Linked DNA regions of Homo sapiens: region 1 is linked to region 2. The links are chromatin contacts, found by Hi-C or POLR2A ChIA-PET in ENCODE. All regions are on one chromosome and are shown on one strand. Each heading gives the region's core, a stretch centred on a gene start or an enhancer-like site at or near the end of the contact. The rest is flanking DNA. Distances are from core to core; before and after follow the strand shown.

Evidence for each region. Hi-C counts contacts between places; a loop is a spot of excess contacts on that map. ChIA-PET counts read pairs that join two places held with the same protein, here RNA polymerase II (POLR2A). Pooled maps may share reads with other maps.
Region 1: POLR2A ChIA-PET joins it to region 2 with 11 read pairs in Panc1. The contact joins two enhancer-like sites. A Hi-C loop is called at or near these places in 3 of 168 maps with a recorded cell type or tissue (CD4-positive, alpha-beta T cell, naive thymus-derived CD4-positive, alpha-beta T cell and posterior cingulate gyrus), 13 of 37 single-sample maps with no recorded cell type and 13 of 50 pooled maps. POLR2A ChIA-PET finds 5 or more read pairs at or near these places in 9 of 52 experiments (A673, BJ, HEK293 and 4 more).

What each region holds. Positions count from the first base shown.
Region 1 is chr19:1,837,919-1,842,384 of GRCh38, forward strand. All of the region lies in intron 1 of REXO1 (RNA exonuclease 1 homolog), which reads right to left. Among named protein-coding and RNA genes, the nearest start is that of REXO1, 8.3 kb to the right of the region's middle. RefSeq lists an enhancer at 1-135. Within about 2 kb of position 2,985, at least 10 of the 41 ENCODE cell types and tissues checked have a DNase peak (open chromatin) inside an H3K27ac peak, as active enhancers do.
Region 2 is chr19:1,579,521-1,583,712 of GRCh38, forward strand. It overlaps MBD3 (methyl-CpG binding domain protein 3), which reads right to left. Exons shown (of 7, transcript NM_001281453.2): 4 at 3,102-3,192; 5 at 1,572-1,749. Among named protein-coding and RNA genes, the nearest start is that of MBD3, 11 kb to the right of the region's middle. Within about 2 kb of position 2,756, at least 3 of the 41 ENCODE cell types and tissues checked have a DNase peak (open chromatin) inside an H3K27ac peak, as active enhancers do.

The DNA.
Region 1 (4,466 bases), core at 1,735-4,234, 260 kb after region 2:
ATGCCATGACTGGACGCGCTGCTGTCCCAAGGCTTACAGCTCGAGGCTAGGGGACAGGGACGGTAACCAGGACAGAGGTCACTGCCTTTCAAAACAATGTAGAAACAGGCTGGGCGCAGTAGCTCACGGCTCTAATCCCCGCGCTCTGGGAGGCTGAGCCCAAGGCCGAGGCAGGTGGATGATTTGAGGTGAGGAGTTTGAGACCAGCCTGGCCAACATGGGGAAACCCCGTCCCTACTAAAACTACAAAAAATTAGCCGGGTGTGGGGGTGCCTATAACCCCAGCTACTCAGGAGGCTGAGGCAGGAGAATTGCTTGAACCCGGAAGGTGGAGTCTGCAGTGAGCTGAGATGGCGCCACCGCACTCCAGCCTGGGCAACAAGAACGAAACTCCATCTCAAAAAAAAAAAAAAAAACCAGCTGGGCGTGGTGGCTCACACCTGTAATCCCAGCACTTTGGAAAGTCGAAGCGGGCGGATCACCTGAGGTTGGGAGTTCGAGACCAGCCTGAGCAACATGCAGAAATCCTGTCTCTACTTAAAAAAATACAAAATTAGCCAGCTGTGGTGGCACATGCCTGTAATCCCAGGTAATCCCATGCCTGGGCGCAGTAGCTCACGCCTGTAATCCCAGCTACTCGGGAGGCTGAGGCAGGAGAATCGTTTGAACTCGGGAGGCGGACGTTGCGGTGAGCCGAGATCGTGACATTGCTCTCCAGCCTGGGTGACAGGGCGAGACTCCTTTTCAAAAAAAAAAAAAAACTGAAACAGAAGGGTACAAATGGCAAAGGACAAGAACCGGCAGGGAGGAGCCAGCGGGACCTTCTCCCCCTATGCCTCTCCATCCCTGCCAAGAGCCCACCTTGGCTGTGAGCCACTTTCATGGTCCACACAGAGTAAGTTAAGAGTCCAGCTCTCAGCCGGGCACGGTAGCTCACGCCTGTAACCCCAGCACTTGGGAGGACAAGGCTGGTGGATCTCTTGAGCCCAGGAGTTCGAGACCAGCCTGGGCAACATGGTGAAACCCTGTGTCTACTAAAAATACAAAAATCAGCAGCTGGGCACGGTGGCTCACGCCTATAATCCCAGCACTTCGGAAAGCTGAGGCGGGCGGACTGCCTTGAGCTCAGGAGTTTGAGACCAGCCTGGGCAACACGGTGAAACTCTGTCTCTACTAAAATACAAAAAATTAGCTGGGCGTGGCGGCGTGCTCCTGTAATCCCAGCTACTCGGGAGGCTGAGGCAAAAGTATCACTTGAACCCAGCAGCGGAAGTTGCAGTGAGCCAAGATCACGCCACTGCACTCCAGCCAGGGCGACAGAGCGAGACTCTATCTCCAAAAAAAAAAAAAAAGAGTCCAGCTCTCAGCTCCTCCTCATCCCAGGGCCTTTTCTGTCCCCAAAGGACATTTCCCAGTGGGTGTTTCTGGGACTCCTGTGCTCCCCGTCAGGCACAGAGGACTAAAAGCATCCAGGAGCCCTGCAGCCTCTTCCAGGGGCTCACAGAGAAGCTGGAGTGGGCACCTCCACGGGGCGCTGCCCCTCAGCCAGGGGTTCACAGGCTGTTCCTAGGATGGGTGCCGTGGCGCCTAAGGAGGAACCCACACACCAGGGTGACTGCAAGCACAAGCTGTTTTTGTTACTTGGTGACCTGTGTGCAGATGCTGGGGGGACGGGGTGCTGGCTGGCAATGTGGGCCGACCCCGGCCCCATCATTCATTCCTCCAGCACATGTTCTCTGAATACCTGCCCAGGACCTCAGAGAGGGCACGCAGCCTGCAGGGCACAAAGGGCAGGGCCCTCCCTCTCTGTCTCATCCACTTCCCCAAAGTCCACTTCCTCCAGGCAGCCCTCCGAAGTCCTCCCTGCAGAAGCAGCAGTGCCTGGCATAGTGCCTGGGATACAGAGGTGGAAGGCATGGTGGAGCCCTCACCTCACTCCACCTCCTCGGCCGTGGTGCACGGGGCGGTGGCCAACTCAGGACTGCGCAGGCCCACTTCCATGGCTTCCAGATCCTGTCTCCCTAGGGCCTGCTCCTGAGGCAGTGCTGGCTCCCTTTTGGTCTCTGAGGGCCTCTGAGCCACTGTGAGAGGAGGAGGGAGGGGTCTCAGAAAAATGGACTGTGACCCGTGACCGTTAACAGGGTGGGGATGGACCTGTCGCCAGGACAAATGGACAGGCTGGGAAGCCACAGGGCGGGGATACGCCTGGAGTGCACGCCAGGCCCACACCCCCAAGCACACGCTCTCTGCCACCTTCCTGGCCCTGCCCCCTGCCAGGCTCTTCTGAGCACCCCAGCGTCGACGGAGCTGGCCCAGGGCAGGTGTCTGCAGAGATCTGAGGAAGGAAGGAAAGTGGGAAGGGGAAGGAAACACTGACCCAGAGGCACGGGCCCCTCCACACCTGCAGCACACCGACTCTCCAGACATGAGTCTCTGTGGGAACAGGAAGAGACTCCAGAAAGCTGAGAATCGCAGACTGCCCAACCGCAGGAGCGCTCCCAGGCTGGGGACAGATGAGACAGCATATCAACAGTGAGCCCCATCGGCGGCAAGCTCCCAAGCAGCCCCAAGCCCAGAGCAGGAGAACATCCCAGGCTTTCCTCGAGCTGTCTCCATCCCCAGAGCCCACAGCCCTAATCCCACTTCCAGCCACAGGCAAACTCCTATTCATCCTCCAAAACCCAGCCCAGTAATCCTGTGTTTGGAAACACTCGCCCCACCCCCCTGCAACTCTGAGTGACACCCGGGCCCGCCCCACGTCACCCCTCCACTCCCTGCAACTCCAAGTGACAGCTGCCCTGTCTCCTGGACCCGGGCCCACCCCACATCACCCCCTCCGCTTCTGCTTCCCGAGTCCCCTCAGCCTGGCGCCACAGACACTGAGTCTAGATGGACCCAGACAGGGCCTTGGAGGGCACCAGGACCAGCTCCTGGCTTTACAGAGAACACTGAAGTCCTGTGGTGTGTGTGTCCAGGCTCAGCCCACAGCTCGTCCCGAGTCCTCCCCCAACCACTCCTTTCCTGAGGCCGGAAGCAGGGGCAGGTCCCAGAACCCCGGGCTCCAGGCACGCAGCCTGTCATGGGACGGGAGGCGCTCCGTCCTCGCAGCCGTTCCCAAAAACCTCTCGGAGCCTAAGGGAGGGATCGCCCCGAAACAGCCAGTGCACATGCGGCTCCTCCAAGGGTCCCAGAGGACTTGGCTGTTAGAGGAGGAAGAGGAATGGCAACTCGAGAGGTCCCCGTGAGGCTCAGGGACCCCCAGGATTGCCCTGACAGTCTCCCTTCTACCCTGTTTATTTTCTTTTCAGGTTTTTGCTTTTTGTTCTGCAGCAGATCATACCAACAGAATCTACCCACTGCGCGGACAGCGTAAGGAACAAGCCACGGCCGGGCGCACCCAGCGCTCCCCGGAAACCTGCCTGCTCCTCTCTAGGGATTGCTTTGCAGAAGGGATTCTGAGGGTGGGGAGGAGGGCGGAGGAGGACAGAGTTTTCTCGTCAAAGTGAGGCCTGCTACAGCACAGCCCGCACGACGCTTCCCGTCACACTCAGATGCCACGACCCCATCGTGCAGAAGAGCTCGCAGAGGCCGAGGGAGGTTCAGGAGGCAACAGGCTCAAGGGGGTAACGCCCAGCAGGAGGAGGCCGGGGCCTTCCTAGCGAGCTCTGCCCCACAGAAAGCCAAGCAAGACGCCTTCATTCCGGGGTACGGTCTCCAGAGGGACAGAGGCCGGCCACTGGCACCTGAACCTCCAGTCTGCAGTCCCTGGAGGAGACGGTAAAGCTGCACAGGGCTCTGGGGGGAGCGCTCTGGGGAGCGGCTCAGGCACTGCAAGAGTCCCCGGAACCCCTCCCAGCAGGCACGCTTGTCCCCGCTGACCCCAGCCCCAGCGAGCTGCTCTGCCTCTCCCATCTCAGGCTCTGGGGGCAGGGACGGTGCTTCTCAGGGTCTCTGCCTCTCCCTACAGGCAGAGCGCCAGCTCAGCCATCCCTCTCGAAAACACAAAAACAGGCCCAGCACAGTGGCTCACGCTTGTAATCCCAGCACTTTGGGAGGCTGAGGCGGGTGGATCACTTGAGGCCAGGAGTTCGAGACCAGCCTGGCCAACATGGTGAAACCCCATCTCTACTAAAAATACAAAAATTAGCCAGGCGTGGTAGCAGGTGCCTGTAATCCCAGCTACCTGGGACACTGAGGCAGAAGAATCACTTGAATCCAGGAGGCGGAGGTTACAGGAAGCTAAGATGGAGCCACTGCACTCCAACAGCCTAGACGACAGAGCCAGATTCCGTTGCAAAAAAAAAAAAAAAAAGCAGCAGCAGCAAAGAAAACACAAAAACAGCAGGCGGGGCCGCCAGACCGGCATCCTCATCCTCAGGACTACTGCCCCAAGCTAGATCTCTGTCTGTGGGGTTGTCCCCAGCACTGAAGGGTGCTGAGCAGTGCCCCTGGCCTCTGCCCTCTCT
Region 2 (4,192 bases), core at 1,506-4,005:
TTCAGTCCCAGGCAAAGCTGACTTTGTTTCTCCCCAGTTGTGGCCGAGGCTCAGCCGCCCCCTGCCTCCGGGGTCTCTCTCCAGCGGCTCCTGCAGACCTGAGCTGCTCCCTCTCACTCTGTCCCCACCACCCGGAACACCCTGGCTCACCTACTCGACTGCAGCCACCACCTGCTCGTCATCTTTCCAGACAGGACCCTACCTCCTGCGGAACCCACCACCGAGTTCCTCATTTCAATGCCCTTTTCTATTTCTATAAGTTCTTATTTTATTTTTTTAACTCTGTCACCCAGGTTGAATTGCAGTGGCAGGATCTCAACTCCGCCTCCCAGGCTCCAGTGATTCTCCTGCCTCAGCCTCCCGAGTACCTGGGACTACAGGCATGTGCCAAAACACCCAGCTAATTATTTTATTTTTAGTGGAGACGGGGTTTCACCATGTTGGCCAGGCTGGTCTTCAACTCCTGACCTCAGGTGATCCTCCCGCCTCGGCCTCCCAAAGTGCTGGGATTACAGGCGTCAGCCACTGTGCCCGGCCTTATTTCTGCAAGTTCTGCAGGGCTTTTAATGATCTGTCTGCTATTTTTCACAGTCTTGTTCTTTTCTTTTGTTGACAATTCTTCCTATTTCACCATCTTCATTTCGGGAAGTTCTCTGAGCGCGCAGAGAGTGTAAATGGACCTCAAACCCAAAAGAGGGGGCCCAGAGGTACCACGGCCGGAGGAGGATGCCGCCAGCCGCTCCGGATGGAACCCTTGGCGCCCACAGTTTGTGTGCTTGTGGGGGTGGCGTCTCAGGTCCATCTGTTCACCCTGTGTGGGGGCACAGGGTCTCTTCTTGTGCCCAGGGGCCTTTAACCCCGGCTGCTGCCACAGGAAACCCGCATGCCCAGCGCCTCCCTGGCCGTTCCGGGTCTTGGCTCCTTCTTTCTGGAACCGTCAAGTTTCCTTTCCTTCCTCTGACCTAAGCCGTGTGCTGCACTGAACGTGAAAGGTCCCGTCTTCGCTCCAGCACTTCCAGAGTTTCCTGCAGGCGCCTCCGTCACCAGGCGGCCTTGCGTCCACTCTGCACACTGGAAGTGGGTTCGGCCCTGAGGCCCCGCAGGAGGGCCGCTCACCCCTGGGCTGCTCAGCCTCACCTGACTGTTGCCTGTTTCTGAGCGGCCGTGTTCCCTGCTGTTCGTTCCGAGGCTCTGCACATCAGAACTGCCCCTCAGCAGGCACCCAGAGCCATCTCCCTGAAGGCAGAGACTCCTGGCCTGCCCTGTCCCTCCGTCTCCAGGGCCCAACATGGAGCCCAGCACCCAGCATAGCCAGTCCTCACGGACTCAAAGGACCACACTCTTTTCAAGAACATTCCTCCAAGGGGTGCCTGGCTCGCCCTGAACCCAGGACGCGGGTGAAACGGTTCATACTGCTCCGACGATGGGTCCCCTTGCCCTGGCTGTTTCTGTTTCAAAACCCCAGCAGCATCGTGGGGAGACGGGAAGCACGCAGGCACACGGGGACACTCAGGGTCCCCACGGCCACAAGAGACAGGGTGGAGCAGCAGGGGACCAGGCCAAGGGGCTACCTGATGTCCTCGTCGGTCACCATGAAGGCTTTGCACAGGGGCTGCGTGGTGTTGAGCCATACGCCGGGGTTCTTCTCCACGGCGGCCGAGAGCTGTCCCGTGATGGGCATGGTGCTAGTGTGCAGGGCGCTGGCGATGGCCGACAGCAGCGTCTCATCCGTGCAGCCAGGTCCCACCCCTGCCAGGCAGTGGACAAACAGCCGCAAGTGGAGAGGTCACCACGGGGCAGCTGTGGCCCAGACAGGCCACGGAAATGCCCCAAGAATGGGAGCTGCCACCTTCTTGGAAGGAACCCCAACTTGGGTTCCATTTCTAAATTCCCTCTCCCGCTTGTGTTACTACATTCATAACAGAAAAAAAAGCAAGTTAGGCCAGGCGTGGCGACTCCCGCCTGTAATCCCAGCATCTTGGGAGGGCGAGGTGGGAGGACTGATTGAGCTTAGGAGTTTGAGACCAGCCTGGACAACACAGTGAGACTCCTGTCTCTACAAAATAATTCAAAAATTAGCCAGGTGTCACGCTGCATACCTGTGGTCCCAGCTACTCAGGAGGCTGTGCTGAGAGAACCACTTGAGCCCGGGAGGTAGAGGCTGCTGTGAGTAGTAACGGCGCCACTGTACTTCAGCATGGGCCACGGAGAGGCTGCCTTTTGTTTTTGAGATGGGGTCTTGCTCTGTATCTTTTTTTTTTTTTTTTGAGACGGAGTCTCCCTCTGTTGCCCAGGAGAGTGCAGTGGTGCGATCTCGGCTCACTGTAAGCTCCGCCTGCCAGGTTCACGCTATTCTCCTGCCTCAGCCTCCCAAGTAGCTGAGACTACAGGCGGCCGCCACTACACCCGGCTAATTTTTTGTATTTTTAGTAGAGACAGGGTTTCACCATGTTAGCCAGGATGATCTCGATCTCCTGACCTCATGATCCGCCCGCCTTGGCCTCCCAGAGTGTTGGGATTACAGGCGTGAGCCACTGCACCTGGCCTTGCTCTGTATTTTCTGTAGAGATGGGGTCTCACTATGTTGTCCAAGCTGGTCTTAAACTTCTGAGATCAAGTGAAACTCCTGCCCCAGCCCCGCCAAGTGCTGGGATTATAGGTGTGAGCCACTGTACCCAGCCGACCCTGTCTCAAAAAACAACCACCAAAACCATGCAAGAGCTGCATTCTTTGTTCTGTGGTGTGGACGTGCTGGGAGAGTACAGAAGCAAAGTCAGCTGTCCTTGTTTGTTTATTTAGGATCTCCATGGCAAAACTGCACGTCCTGCAGGTGAAAACAGCCCCAGGCCTGCGCCACACCTGGAAGCCACAAAGCCCCACCCGCAGGGTCTCCAAGGTCAAGAATGAAGGGCCCAGCCCAAGCGCCCTTACCCATCCCCAACCCCACTGGGTCCCCTCCTCCTGCCCCAGTCGCTGGCAGATTTGCCCTAAGCACCCAAAGCAGGAACAGCCATCCACCCTGCCAGGAGATGAGGGCACCTGCAGCACCTCCACCCCACCCGGCACATCCCCTTCCGCCTCCCCTCAGGGTGCCCGCTCACCCTGCAGGCCCTTGGGGAGGTCCATGGTCTTGACCAGCTCCTCAGCAATGTCGAAGGCGTTCAGGCCGCTCAGCTTCTTCTCCCAGAAGAGCTGCCCCAGACACATATGTGAACCTCAAGAGTGGCCCTGCCCTCTCCCCACTCCAGGTCCTTGCTGGGCTCCAGGGAGGCCCACCTGGCCTCCTTGCCCCATGTGGGTCCCAATGGGGCATCTCCCCTCCCACTGCCTTGGGTCTCCAGACCCTGCCCAGGCTTTCCACAGCCAGGGATCCAGTGGACGTTTGTAAATAAGAATAAAAAATACACATGGGGTGGCTCACGCCTGTAATCCCAGCACTTTAGGAGGCCGAAGTGGGTGGATCACCTGAGGTCAGGAGTTTGAGACCAGCCTGGTCAACATGGTGAAACCCCTTATCTACTAAAAATACAAAAAAAAGTCCGGTGTGGTGACGGGCGCCTGTAATCCCAGCTACTTGGGAGGCTGAGGCAGGAGAATCACTTGAACCCAGGAAGTGGAGGTTGCAGTGAGCTGAGACCGCACCATTGCACTACAGCCTGGACAACAAGAGCAAAACTCCATCTCAAAAAAGAAAAAAAAAAAAAAAAATTAGCCGTGCATTGTGACGGGTACCTGAAATCCCAGCTACTTGTGAGGCTGAGGTGGAAGGATCACTTGAACCCAGTTGAAACCAGGAGGCAGAGGTTGTAGTGAGTTAAGATCCTGCCACTGCACTCCAGCCTGGGTGACAGAGCGAGACTCTGTCACAAAAAAAAAAAAAAAAAAAAGAAAAAACAAAAAGAAAATACACACGGTTCTCAGGTTTTTAAGAAGTAGGTTACACAGTCACATATGGGCAGTCAACCCCCTGTATCTGTGGGTTCCATAACCACACACCCAACCAGCGGCAGACTGAAAATATTTGGGGGGAAAAAAAATAAATAAATACAACAACTGGCCAGGTGAGTTGGCTCACACCTGTAATCCCCACAGTTTTGGAGGCCAAGGTGGGAGGATCACTTGAGGCCAGGAGCCTGAGACCAGCCTGGGCAACATACAGAAACCCTGTCTCGAAAGTGAAAAACTTAAAAAA